Linked DNA regions of Homo sapiens: region 2 is linked to region 1. A link is a contact called in ENCODE Hi-C or POLR2A ChIA-PET data. All regions are on one chromosome and are shown on one strand. Each heading gives the region's core, a stretch centred on a gene start or an enhancer-like site at or near the end of the contact. The rest is flanking DNA. Distances are from core to core; before and after follow the strand shown.

What was found. Hi-C counts contacts between places; a loop is a spot of excess contacts on that map. ChIA-PET counts read pairs that join two places held with the same protein, here RNA polymerase II (POLR2A). Pooled maps may share reads with other maps.
Region 2: a map of mammary epithelial cell shows a loop between it and region 1 (6-fold over the local background). The contact joins two enhancer-like sites. A Hi-C loop is called at or near these places in 7 of 168 maps with a recorded cell type or tissue (CD8-positive, alpha-beta T cell, MCF 10A, endothelial cell of umbilical vein and 3 more), 3 of 37 single-sample maps with no recorded cell type and 18 of 50 pooled maps. POLR2A ChIA-PET finds 5 or more read pairs at or near these places in 9 of 52 experiments (CD4-positive, alpha-beta T cell, GM12878, HEK293 and 4 more).

What each region holds. Positions count from the first base shown.
Region 1 is chr4:77,610,804-77,616,555 of GRCh38, forward strand. It overlaps CXCL13 (C-X-C motif chemokine ligand 13), which reads left to right. Exons shown (of 4, transcript NM_001371558.1): 4 at 185-1,031. The coding sequence ends at 236. Among named protein-coding and RNA genes, the nearest start is that of CXCL13, 7.9 kb to the left of the region's middle. Within about 2 kb of position 2,633, at least 2 of the 41 ENCODE cell types and tissues checked have a DNase peak (open chromatin) inside an H3K27ac peak, as active enhancers do.
Region 2 is chr4:77,850,354-77,856,105 of GRCh38, forward strand. No RefSeq gene overlaps it. Among named protein-coding and RNA genes, the nearest start is that of MRPL1, 9.6 kb to the right of the region's middle. Within about 2 kb of position 3,003, at least 8 of the 41 ENCODE cell types and tissues checked have a DNase peak (open chromatin) inside an H3K27ac peak, as active enhancers do.

The DNA.
Region 1 (5,752 bases), core at 1,383-3,882:
CAAATGTGTGTTTTTCACTGTTATTGCTTATCAGATGGAGTAGGGGTAGCTCATTCCAGCAGCTCAGTAAACCAAACTAGATGCCAGTATACATAAGAGTCCTTGCCCGGTATCTCCAGAGGAAAGCCACAGTTTCTTGTGTTTCTCTAAACATGACAATTTTGTTTTTGTTTCTGCTTCACAGAAGAAGTTCTTCAACTCTACCAGTTCCAGTGTTTAAGAGAAAGATTCCCTGATGCTGATATTTCCACTAAGAACACCTGCATTCTTCCCTTATCCCTGCTCTGGATTTTAGTTTTGTGCTTAGTTAAATCTTTTCCAGGAAAAAGAACTTCCCCATACAAATAAGCATGAGACTATGTAAAAATAACCTTGCAGAAGCTGATGGGGCAAACTCAAGCTTCTTCACTCACAGCACCCTATATACACTTGGAGTTTGCATTCTTATTCATCAGGGAGGAAAGTTTCTTTGAAAATAGTTATTCAGTTATAAGTAATACAGGATTATTTTGATTATATACTTGTTGTTTAATGTTTAAAATTTCTTAGAAAACAATGGAATGAGAATTTAAGCCTCAAATTTGAACATGTGGCTTGAATTAAGAAGAAAATTATGGCATATATTAAAAGCAGGCTTCTATGAAAGACTCAAAAAGCTGCCTGGGAGGCAGATGGAACTTGAGCCTGTCAAGAGGCAAAGGAATCCATGTAGTAGATATCCTCTGCTTAAAAACTCACTACGGAGGAGAATTAAGTCCTACTTTTAAAGAATTTCTTTATAAAATTTACTGTCTAAGATTAATAGCATTCGAAGATCCCCAGACTTCATAGAATACTCAGGGAAAGCATTTAAAGGGTGATGTACACATGTATCCTTTCACACATTTGCCTTGACAAACTTCTTTCACTCACATCTTTTTCACTGACTTTTTTTGTGGGGGGCGGGGCCGGGGGGACTCTGGTATCTAATTCTTTAATGATTCCTATAAATCTAATGACATTCAATAAAGTTGAGCAAACATTTTACTTAATTATGAGCAATTTCTTCTTCTTCTTCTTTTTTTTTTTTTTTTTTTTTGAGACAGAGTCTCACTATGTCGCTCAGGCTAGAGTGCACTGGCACAATCACAGCTCACTGCAGCCTCAACCTCCTGGGCTCAAGCAATTCTCCCACTTCAGGCTCCCCAGTAGTTGGGACTATAGGCACACACCACCACACCCAGCTAATTGTTGTATTCTTTTGTAGAGACGGAGTTTCACCATGTTGTCCAGGCTGTGAGCAATTCATTCTTAATATAGCATCTACTCAAATGTAGACATTCTCTGATTCTTAAAATAGGATTTTATGAGGTTAATTTTTCTTTGTATCTCATTTGCCTTTTACAGATGATCTAAAATCATTTGGCAAAGGATGAGTGAAGTTATTCCTGATATTAACACAGTGGGAAATATTTGGCTATGAGGGCCTCTTCCCCCTAGTGTTACCTACCGCATACTAACCGTGATTTCCTCCAGACTTCAAACACTTATCAAACCCATTTTCACTGTGTCATATTGACTCTTAAAGTCACTAATGTTTCATCTGACAGTTTTGCATTGAGTTTGACCAACAGACAAAGAAGACACTTGAACTCTGGTCCCTATCTGCCCCTGGCATCAGCCTGGATATCCTACCCACCACACCACTAAGCTCCACTGTGTGTTCCTCTCCCCACCCCACCCCGCTACTGCTTAACAACTGCTTTGGGGGGTCTGCTCCCAGTTCACCCAGGTTTTAAGCTATCTCTGACTCCCTCTTTCACTTTTCTTTTTATTTTTAAATTTATTTTTATGTTATTAAATTCTTTCTTGGGAGAAAATTAAAAGCACCCGTAATTACTATATTTTCTCTTGTCTACAATTCAATGTCTTTTAAATTACAAATACACACACGCACACATAGAGGGCTGATAAAATGTCATCAAGATCCTGCCTTGTAGCGTTTTTCAGATTCCAGTGTTTAGAGATCAGGAATCACTTCATTCTTTAATTCGATTTTGGTCTCCTTTGGTAGTTAGACAAATATTCAGAAGTCTCAAATAAGAAACACCACTATTTCTCGTGAAGTATCTACTATTATCACCCCTGCTTGGGACACAGTGGTTAAGTCATTTGCTCATGAGACTCCATCTCTACAGAAATAAAAACTAGCTGGGCATGGAGGTGTGCACCTGTAGTCCCAGCTACTCAGGAGGCTGAGGAGGGAGGCTTGCTTGAGCCCAGGAGGTCAAGGCTGCAGCTACTAAATGACAAGCCAGCATTCAAATTCAGCCAGTGCGGAACCAGAATCCATGTGCCTAACTATTGTACTGTGCTGACTCTATAGAAGGTTGGTATCATCAGTAGAAACTGAGGCATGTACTTGCCCCAAATCGTATAACTAGAAAAGACAAATCAGAACTCAAACCCAGGGCCATCTGACTCCTAAGCAAATGCTGTTAATCACTTCACTAGACTGCCTCAAGTTTTCCCTTCCCTAAACATATTTCTTACTTCAACTTCTTTGGCCACTATCCTTTTCAGGGCCAATCAAAGCCAGGGGAAGGGTGGGAGCTCCAGGACGTTCAGGCTTCCGCTGGATTGAGACGTTCATCCTGTGTTGTCCAATCCCAGGGGGATCTGGGCAGCTGGTGGGTGGCGTGAAGGCAGTGGGCCAATGTGGAAAGCGAAACAAAAGCAGGGCCAGTGAGGGTTTCTAAACTCGCTTTTCTTACCACACAGGCATGCATTCCTCAAAAGTCGGAGTGGATTTGGGGATGTTCAGCCTGGTCTGAGACAGAGAGCTGAACTCATAGATGCAGGAAACTTGTGAACCAGTTCCTGGAGTGTCTGAGGAAAGGCGGGCTATTGCAGATCTGAGTGGGTTTGGGTCTGGAAAGAAAGACTTGTGGAAGAGTAGGGCAGTGCAGTATTCATGCGATAAATGACTCTACACACACACACACACACACACACACACACACACACACACAAGTTAATCAAAAATCAAAGTAAAATAGAGTTGAATGGAAAATATAAGGTAATGCTGGCCAAAACAGGATGTTCAACACTGAGAAACTGAATGAAGGAGGTGCATGGGCCAAGCAGCACAGGGATCTCCTAGTAGCAGAATGCAGGGGACCTGTAACAAACCCATCAATAGTGCTGCTCAAACCCATCCACCCAACCAGCAGAGGCCCAGGAAGAAAAGATTCTGCTTCTCCAACAGAAGGGCTCAGCCTTGGCCTTACTTTGAGGGGGAAAAAAAAATCCACCAAAATAACAATACAATAATTTAAAAATATACATTCTAAAAATACAGCATAACAACTATTTACATAGAATTTATATTGTAATTTAAAGATGATTTAAAGTACAGTACACAGCAGAGTGTGCATAGGCCATATGCAAATACTGTTCTTTTATATAAGGGACTTGAGCATTCTCAGATGTTGGTGTCCTCTGGGGTTTTGGGGAAGGGGCTGGAACCAATCCCCTGAAGATACCAAGAGATAACTATATTTGGTCTTTGTCCCAGGTTCCTAGTACAGAGCTCCTAAAACCCTTGGAATTCCCTGAGTGATGCGAGTGTCTCGTTATTCACAATGAGCCCCTTTTAACCATATCTGAGTTTGTGGCAATGAGGTGACTATTGGCAGGCCCTGGGATAGCCTTAGGATGGGGGTTGGCAGGCAGAAGAACCAACCATGTGATTAGAGGGTTGGACCTTTTGTCCCACCCTCCCCACCACCTCTAGAGAGAGGAAAGGGGCTAGAAATTGAGTTTATTACCAATGGACAATAATTTAATCAATCATGCCTGTGTAATGAAAACTGATATAAAAACCCCCAAACAATAAGGTTCAGAGAAATTCCAGAACATCGAGGTAGGGGGGCGGTGGTGAGCTGGAGCAGGCATGGAAGGAAGCTCTGTGCCCCTCTCTCCTCACCCTGCCCTGTGCATCTCTTCCATTTGTTCCTGAGTTGTATCTTTTATAATACCCTGGAAATAGTACTACTTTCCTGGGTTCTGGGAGTCATTATAGCAAATTATCAAACCTGAGGAGGGTGACCTAGGAACCCTTAAGTTTGTGGTTGGCTGGGCAGAAAGGAAGATAGCCTGGGCACCCTATGTGCAGCTGGCATCTGTGGGACTGAGCCTTTAACCTGTGGGGTCTACACTAAGTACAGATAGTATTATAACTGAATTGAATTGCTGGATACCCAGTTGGTGTAAGAGAATCACAGAATTGGAGATTTGGTTGGTGTCAGTAAACACTTGAGGCAAAAAAAAAAAAAAGGGAAAAAACCTCTCCCAAAACCTCCAGGTGATTTCGGTGTTCTAAAATTGGAACGCATAGTTCAGCCAGCACAGAATATTAAAGTCATCAAGGGAGCTCGCTTTTCTTATGTCAGGTTAATTAAGTTATAGTTTACAGACAGTAAAATTGACCCTGTCTAAGTGTTCAATTCAGTGAGTTAGCAGGAACAGCCCCAGCCCCTGTTCTGTTATTATACTTCTGCCTTTTCCAGCCTGTCCTATAAATGGTACGGCCTTTTGTCTGGCTGCTTTCACTTTGCATAATGGTTTTGAGATTCATCATCTTGTTGAATGTATTACTAGCTTCTTCCTTGTTGTTACTATTATTTCATTGTATGGACATACAACAACTTGTTTATTCACTTACCAGTTGATGGACCGTTGAGTTGTTTCCAGTTTGGGGATATTATGATTAAAACTGCTGTTAACATTTACTACAAGTCTTTGTGGGAACATACGTTTTGGTTTCTCTTGGATTAATACCTGCAAGTGGACATGCTGGGTCATGTGGCAGGTGGATGTTTAACTTTATAAGAAGCTGCTAAACTGTTTTCCAAAGTAAATGTACCATTTTGCATTCCCATCAGCAATATGTGAGAGTTCCAGTTGCTTCACATCTTCACCAGCCCTTGGTATTATCGGTCTTTTAAATTTTAGACATTTTAGTGGGTGTTTAATCTCTTGTGGTCCTAATCTGTATTTCTCTAATGGTTAATGATGCTGAATAGTTTTCATGTGTTTGTTTAAGATCTTTGTATCTACATTACAAATCTGTCTTACTTGCCCCCACCTTCTGGGTGGGTGGGAAGGAGCTCTATCCCATTCCATCCAAATGACTCTGCTATATTTCCACTTTGGATTTTGCAAAGGTACCTCAAACTCAATGTCAAGGACCAAAATTCATGATCCAATTCCAATCTGGTCCAATTCCAGTATTTCCTACATCTGTGAAAGCTCCACAATTTGTTTCATTATGCAAGATGGAAAACTAGGACTCGTTTCAAAATTTATTTTCTATCACCACCAGTTCTGTATCCAATCCATAGCAAAACATCATTGATCCGTTTCCCTAAATATCTTCCTAATTCGTACACAACTCTCCATCTTTACTACCTCCCTATGCCAACCAAGATGCCATCAAGTCTCACCTGGACTGATTAAATAGCTTAAAAAGTAGCTACCCTCCCCCACCCCCCTGACTTCCCTCCATAAAGCAGCTAAGGTGATCCATTCAAAATGCAAGTCTGACAATGTCACACTTCTTCCAGTTCCAAGCTCAATGGTCCCTTCCTCAGGACAGCCTTCCGTGCCTAGGTTAATCTCCTTGTGATAAGCTGTCATGTAACTCTTTCTTTTCCTCGAAAGCACTTACCTCAGTCACTAATAATACCATTGTTAGCGTGACTATTGGTCG
Region 2 (5,752 bases), core at 1,753-4,252, 240 kb after region 1:
CTACTGGGGAGGCTGAGGCAGGAGAATTGCTTGAACCCAGGAGGTGGAGGTTGCAGTGACCTGAGATCACTCCACTGCACTCCAGCCTGGGAGATGGAGCAAGACTCCCTCTCTAAATAAATAAATAAATATAGAGTTGGGATTGCTCTGGTTCAAATGCCTGTGACAAATTGATTACATCAAAGTTGATTAATAGGGTGCATACTACAATTGCAATAAAACCATGTTTTTCTTTATCATTTTTAAATCAGTAGTGACTATAACATGGCTAAGTTTGAGTGAGTACTGCCTTTTTTGTTTGTTTGTTTTTTGAGATGGAGTCTGGCTCTGTCGCTCAGGCTGGAATGCAGTGGCACGCTCTCGGCTCACTGCAAACTCCGCCACCCAAGTTCAAGCAATTCTTCTGCCTCAGCCTCCCGAGTAGCTGGGACTGCAGGCGCGTGCCACCAACCTGGCTAATTTTTGTATTTTTAGTAGAGATGGAGTTTCACCATATTAGCCAGGCTGGTCTTGAACTCCTGACCTTGTGATCTGCCTGCCTCAGCTTCTCAAAGTACTGGGATTACAGGCATGAGCCACCACACCTGGCTGAATGAGCAATGTCTTAAAAGTTTCTGAATTTTCTAAATAAGATTTTTTAGGCAATGGAGATTCCATTTGGAAAATTACAATTTCAGTACAATATCAATTTAATAAATTAAATACAGTGTTCCGTTATATTTCCAAATGTAGGCAATCAAGTTTAAATAATGGGTTGGAATGGTAGTAGACAGACTTCAAACAAGAATTCTAGACTAGGGACAAGAAATGTCTGAACTATGACTATATTATATTCTGTAGCATATAAAGCTAAAACTGGACAAAACACCACAAGGTTCAAATGGGAAAACTTTCACTAATTAATTCAATTAAAAATCATGAATTAAGTAGGATCAGACTAATTTACTGAGAGCTAGTTTACCTAACCCAGTTTGACTAAGGGTTTCTAATGTATTCAAATGAATGTATATAAAATAGAAAAAGACACCATCTGAACATAAAACACACCACCAGTGACAAAAAGGAGCAAAAACAATTATTAAACATACAAGGTTCAGATGGAAAAAAAACTTACATGAATTGCTTAAAATATGAAAGACAAATGGATCTTTTTTTCTTTTTTTATTTTGAGACGGAGTCTCACTCCGTTGCCCAGGCTGGAGTGCAGTGGCACGATCTCGGCTCACTGCAAGCTCCGCCTCCCAGGTTCACGCCATTCTCCTGCCTCAGCCTCCCGAGTAGCTGGGACTACAGGCGCCCGCACGCCCAGCTCATTTTTTATATTTTTAGTAGAGACAGGGTTTCACCATGTTAGACAGGATGGTCTCGATCTCCTGACCTCGTGCTCTGCCCGCCTCGGCCTCCCAAAGTGCTGGGATTACAGGTGTGAGCCACAGCGCCCAGCTGACAAATGGATCTTTACCTAAGAATTTAGTCAAACCCTTACAAGTGGTAATTTCAAAGGTTTGGCCTGGTGTTTTTGGCTAATAGAGCAACTATTAAGAGGTTTATTCTTCAACTGTAGATCTATTTCTTACTGAACATAATTTAAAAAGGAGTGGGACTCTGCAAACTCAAGTGTCTGCAGAGTCTAGGCAGATATTGTGAATGAGTAAAATGCCTAGAGAGGCAATGCAGTGTGATGAGGACTGTGTATCTGGGAAGTTGATCGCCCATCTAAAAATTGCAATGTCTATTCAGCTCCAGTGGATCATAGCTATGTAGAAATATGGCTTAATCTGACTATTTTCAAAATAAGACAGAAATCTAGATCTTAAGGTTAATCATCAGCTCCATTAAAAAATATTTGTAGGCCAATACTGTATTAACAAAGTATTGTTAAGTAACTGTCTCTGAGAATTCATATTTTTCCTTAGGAGATTGTGTGTGTGTGTGTGTGTGTGTGTGTGTGTGTGTGTGTGTGTGTACAATCTAATAGTTATCCACTAGACAACTGAAATAACAAAGAGGCATTTTCTGCAACTCACACTAGAGGGAAAAGTTAAAGAGTATCAGACTGTAGTGTCTATGGTCCTCTGGGATTGTTCTGTGGGTCTTGGAGAATGCTAATGAACATAAAGAACTGTCTTGTTGGGAGTTCCCAAGGCATTCGTCTTGACTGAACAACTCTAGATATTGAATATGTACTGTGTTGGAAGCGGTGTAAATCATAGGGTAAGGCCATTCTTTCTATGTAGAGAAAAAGATTTTGGCAAAGACTGCCGTAGCATTGCACATTGTGAGTAAGTTGAAGGTAGTATTCTTATTGTAAGACACAGACCTCGGCATAGATTTAAGAACTAAAATTAACCATAAGAGGACGTGCTGAAAATGGTTTGACTTCTTGCCTGCATTTCCTTTGGAATTTGGAAATTGTTATTATTAGCATAGTGTTAACTTTTTTTTTTTTTTTGGCCAATGTAAGTAATTATCTTTGTTTATCCCACCTCTTCAGTTAAAATCTGATTTAGCAATATATTGACTAGGTGTCTGTAATAGCCAGAGACAGAGCAGGAAACAGGTGGTAAACTCAAATAATTTAACTGAAGAGAGTTTAAAAGGGGTACTATTTACTGAGGTGTGGGCAGGGTTAAGGGCACCAATAAGGGATTGAAATAAATGTGGACAGGCAAGCGTGGGAGCTACAACTGCACCTAGGCCACAAGGAACAAAGGGAGACACAGTGTTATTGGAACACTCACAGAATTGCCTTCCCTTTCATACTGGTCCTGTGCCCTTCAAACATTCTCACTGTCCTTAGGATGAACCACTCCTCAGAGCCACGCAAAGACCCCCTGAAGAAGTCAGGACATTCTCTGTATGTCCAGCTTGTATGTGAATCTCAGGGTGCACACCGCTTGCATTTAATGAAGCCCTCCTATTATACAGTTGCTACTTCCTGAATCCTTTCAGTGTGCAGTATACATGGTGAGTTGTGGTAATGCTACAAAACTCCCCACCCTCACCGTAAACCACGGAAGGCGTCTGGCCTCTTCCTATAGCAGAGCTTTGAGAACTTGGGCATCTTACTCTCCCTAGCCTTCTGTAGCTTTCCCTCTGGGTAGGTTCAGAAGAGCGATGCATTCTTGTGTTTTCATGAAGAATTACATGTCATATACCATTTATGATGGTACGAACTAAGAAAAGATAGGAAGTTACCAGCACATATTTTAGAGCCTAGATTATTACAGTTTAAAGATATTTTATTTACTCTTTTACTCATATACCTATGCCCAGTTGATATTTTTTTCCTTTGACCTTTGGAGAAATCTTTTTTTTTGTTGTTTTTTATTCTCTAAATACAATCTATTTTTCCTAATGGCTCAGGATGCTAATTACTTTTCTTCCTCACCTTGGACCCCTGTGTAGTTCTTTGATCTGTTTTGTTTTGTTTTGTTTTTGTTTGTTTGTTTGCTAAGGCCTAGAGCTCTTTCATTTCTCCCAGAGGAGCCAGAAAAGCAGCTTTTATTTTCTATTAAATATTAACCCTTAACAATTATCCACAGTTGTTTAGAATAAATTGTCAAGATGTCATTGAAGCTGGGGAACAGCAATGGAGAATTGTGTGCCATAAAAATACTGTCACCCCTATTTTCAGATAGAGAAACTGAGGCACATAACTTGCTGGGGTTGACCATGCCAAGAAAGCCTGACCAGAACCTCTGGCCTCCTGATTATTAAAGGCCCCTCTACTCTGAGTCTCTTTTCTCTCCATTCCCCTCCCATCCTACCTTACCTTATTTCCTCCAAGACCACTACTACCCTACATCTACCACTTAATAACTACAAGAAGAAGAAAAATGCTAACCTGGAAGGAACAACAGAAACATCAGTAGATGGAATAAAATAGTTTAGGCAAGATGCAGTGCTACTGTGCACAGGCGAATATTGGAGTATTTGAACTCAATATTGTCCAGATAAAAATGACTAAGAAATAATTCCCAAGTTTCTCTGAAAACCCTGGGCTCATTTCCTGAAGCAGTAGAAAAGAGATACCTAGAGATAGAGAAAAAAACCCTGAGGCTGGAACTTGGCAAGGAACTCAGGCTCAGTTTGACCTAATCTAAAAGAAAGACAGGACCTGAAAGGAGAGTAAAAACAAAATGTCAAGTTCACTTCGAAGTGAACAAAACAATAAAGCCACACAGTACATAAGGGAGGAAGAGTGTCATATCCTTTCAATTGCTTACTGCCTCCTCTTGTGAGTTACGCACACTCTCTACAAAAATAAGATGTCCTCGTGAGAATTGCTTTGTCAGTATTGTTACTTTTCTCAGGTCTACAAAGTTTTAAAAATATGTCTATCCATATTTTAGATAAATGTTTCAAACAAGTTTTACCTCCTCATGCATTAGAAATAAAAAAAAATAACTCTAGTGTTTTGTTGGCACTTGTGATTTATATGCGTGGCTTTGACGATCAAAAAATAGTGTAATGTACTTACATGTTACTTACTTTCTCCTATACACTCTGATGTTATCTGGCCATTCTCTAATTTAATACATCAGCACCGAAATATTGAGTCACGGCTGAATATATGTGGAAATACCAGAGTTTCTGGGTAGCAGTGAAGCAGGAAGAGGGTGTGGTGGTCAGATGCATTGGCTTTGGTGTCAGAATCTAACACTAGCTTGTGGACTTTGGCAGGTCACTAATTTCTTAGGGCCTCAGATTTTTCATCCATGAAATGGGGATTAAGCACAATACCATACACAAAGTTACTAGCACCGTGTCCAGCATGCAATATGTGTGTGATACATGTAAAATAGCTGTTAAGATCCCAGACTCTGTAGGCAGGCATCCTGGGTTCAGATCCCAACCAACTACTTACTAACTGGGTAAGTTACTTAACTTCTCCATGACTCTGTTCTTTCTTTCTTTATTTTATTATTATTTTTTTTGAGACAGAGTTTCACTCTTGTTGCCCAGGCTGGAGTACAATGGCACGATCTTGGCTCACTGCAACCTCCGCCTCCCGGGTTCAAGCAATTCTCCTGCCTCAGCCTCCCAAGTAGCTGGGATTACAGGCATGCACCACCACGCCTGGCTAATTTTGTATTTTAAGTAGAGATGGGGTTTCTCCATGTTGGCCAGGCTGGTCTCGAACTCCCAACCTCAGGTGATCCACCCGTCTCAGCCTCCCAAAGTGCTGGGATTACAGGCCTGAGCCACTGCACCAGGCCTGACTCTGTTCTTTCATCTGTAAACTGTGAATAATTATAGTACCTATCTCATAGGTTTGATGTGAAGATTTAAATAGTTAAAATAATAAAGCCCTGGCACACAGTAAGTGTTCAATAAGCATTAGCTATTATTATTCTAAAATTGTGCTGTCCAATGTGGTAGCCATATGTGGCTACTGAGCTTTTGAAATGTAGTTAGTCCTAACTTTGATGTGCTCCAAGTGTAGAATACACATCAAATTTAAATACTTAATATAAAAAAGAATGTAAAATATTTTAATAATTTTTATATCAATTATAGTTAAACATACTGAGTTAAATTACTATAATTAATTTTACTTGTTCCATTTTAATATAGCTACTAGAAAATTAAAAAGTACATGTGTGGCTTGCATTATATTTATATTGGACAGTGCTGTTTTTTAGAATTTAGAAATCTTAAAGCAAAAAGTTCATCAAAAAGAACCTTAGCTTTTGGTTTAGTTCAAAATGTAGGATATTCGTGGTACACTTTTTGTCATAAAATATTG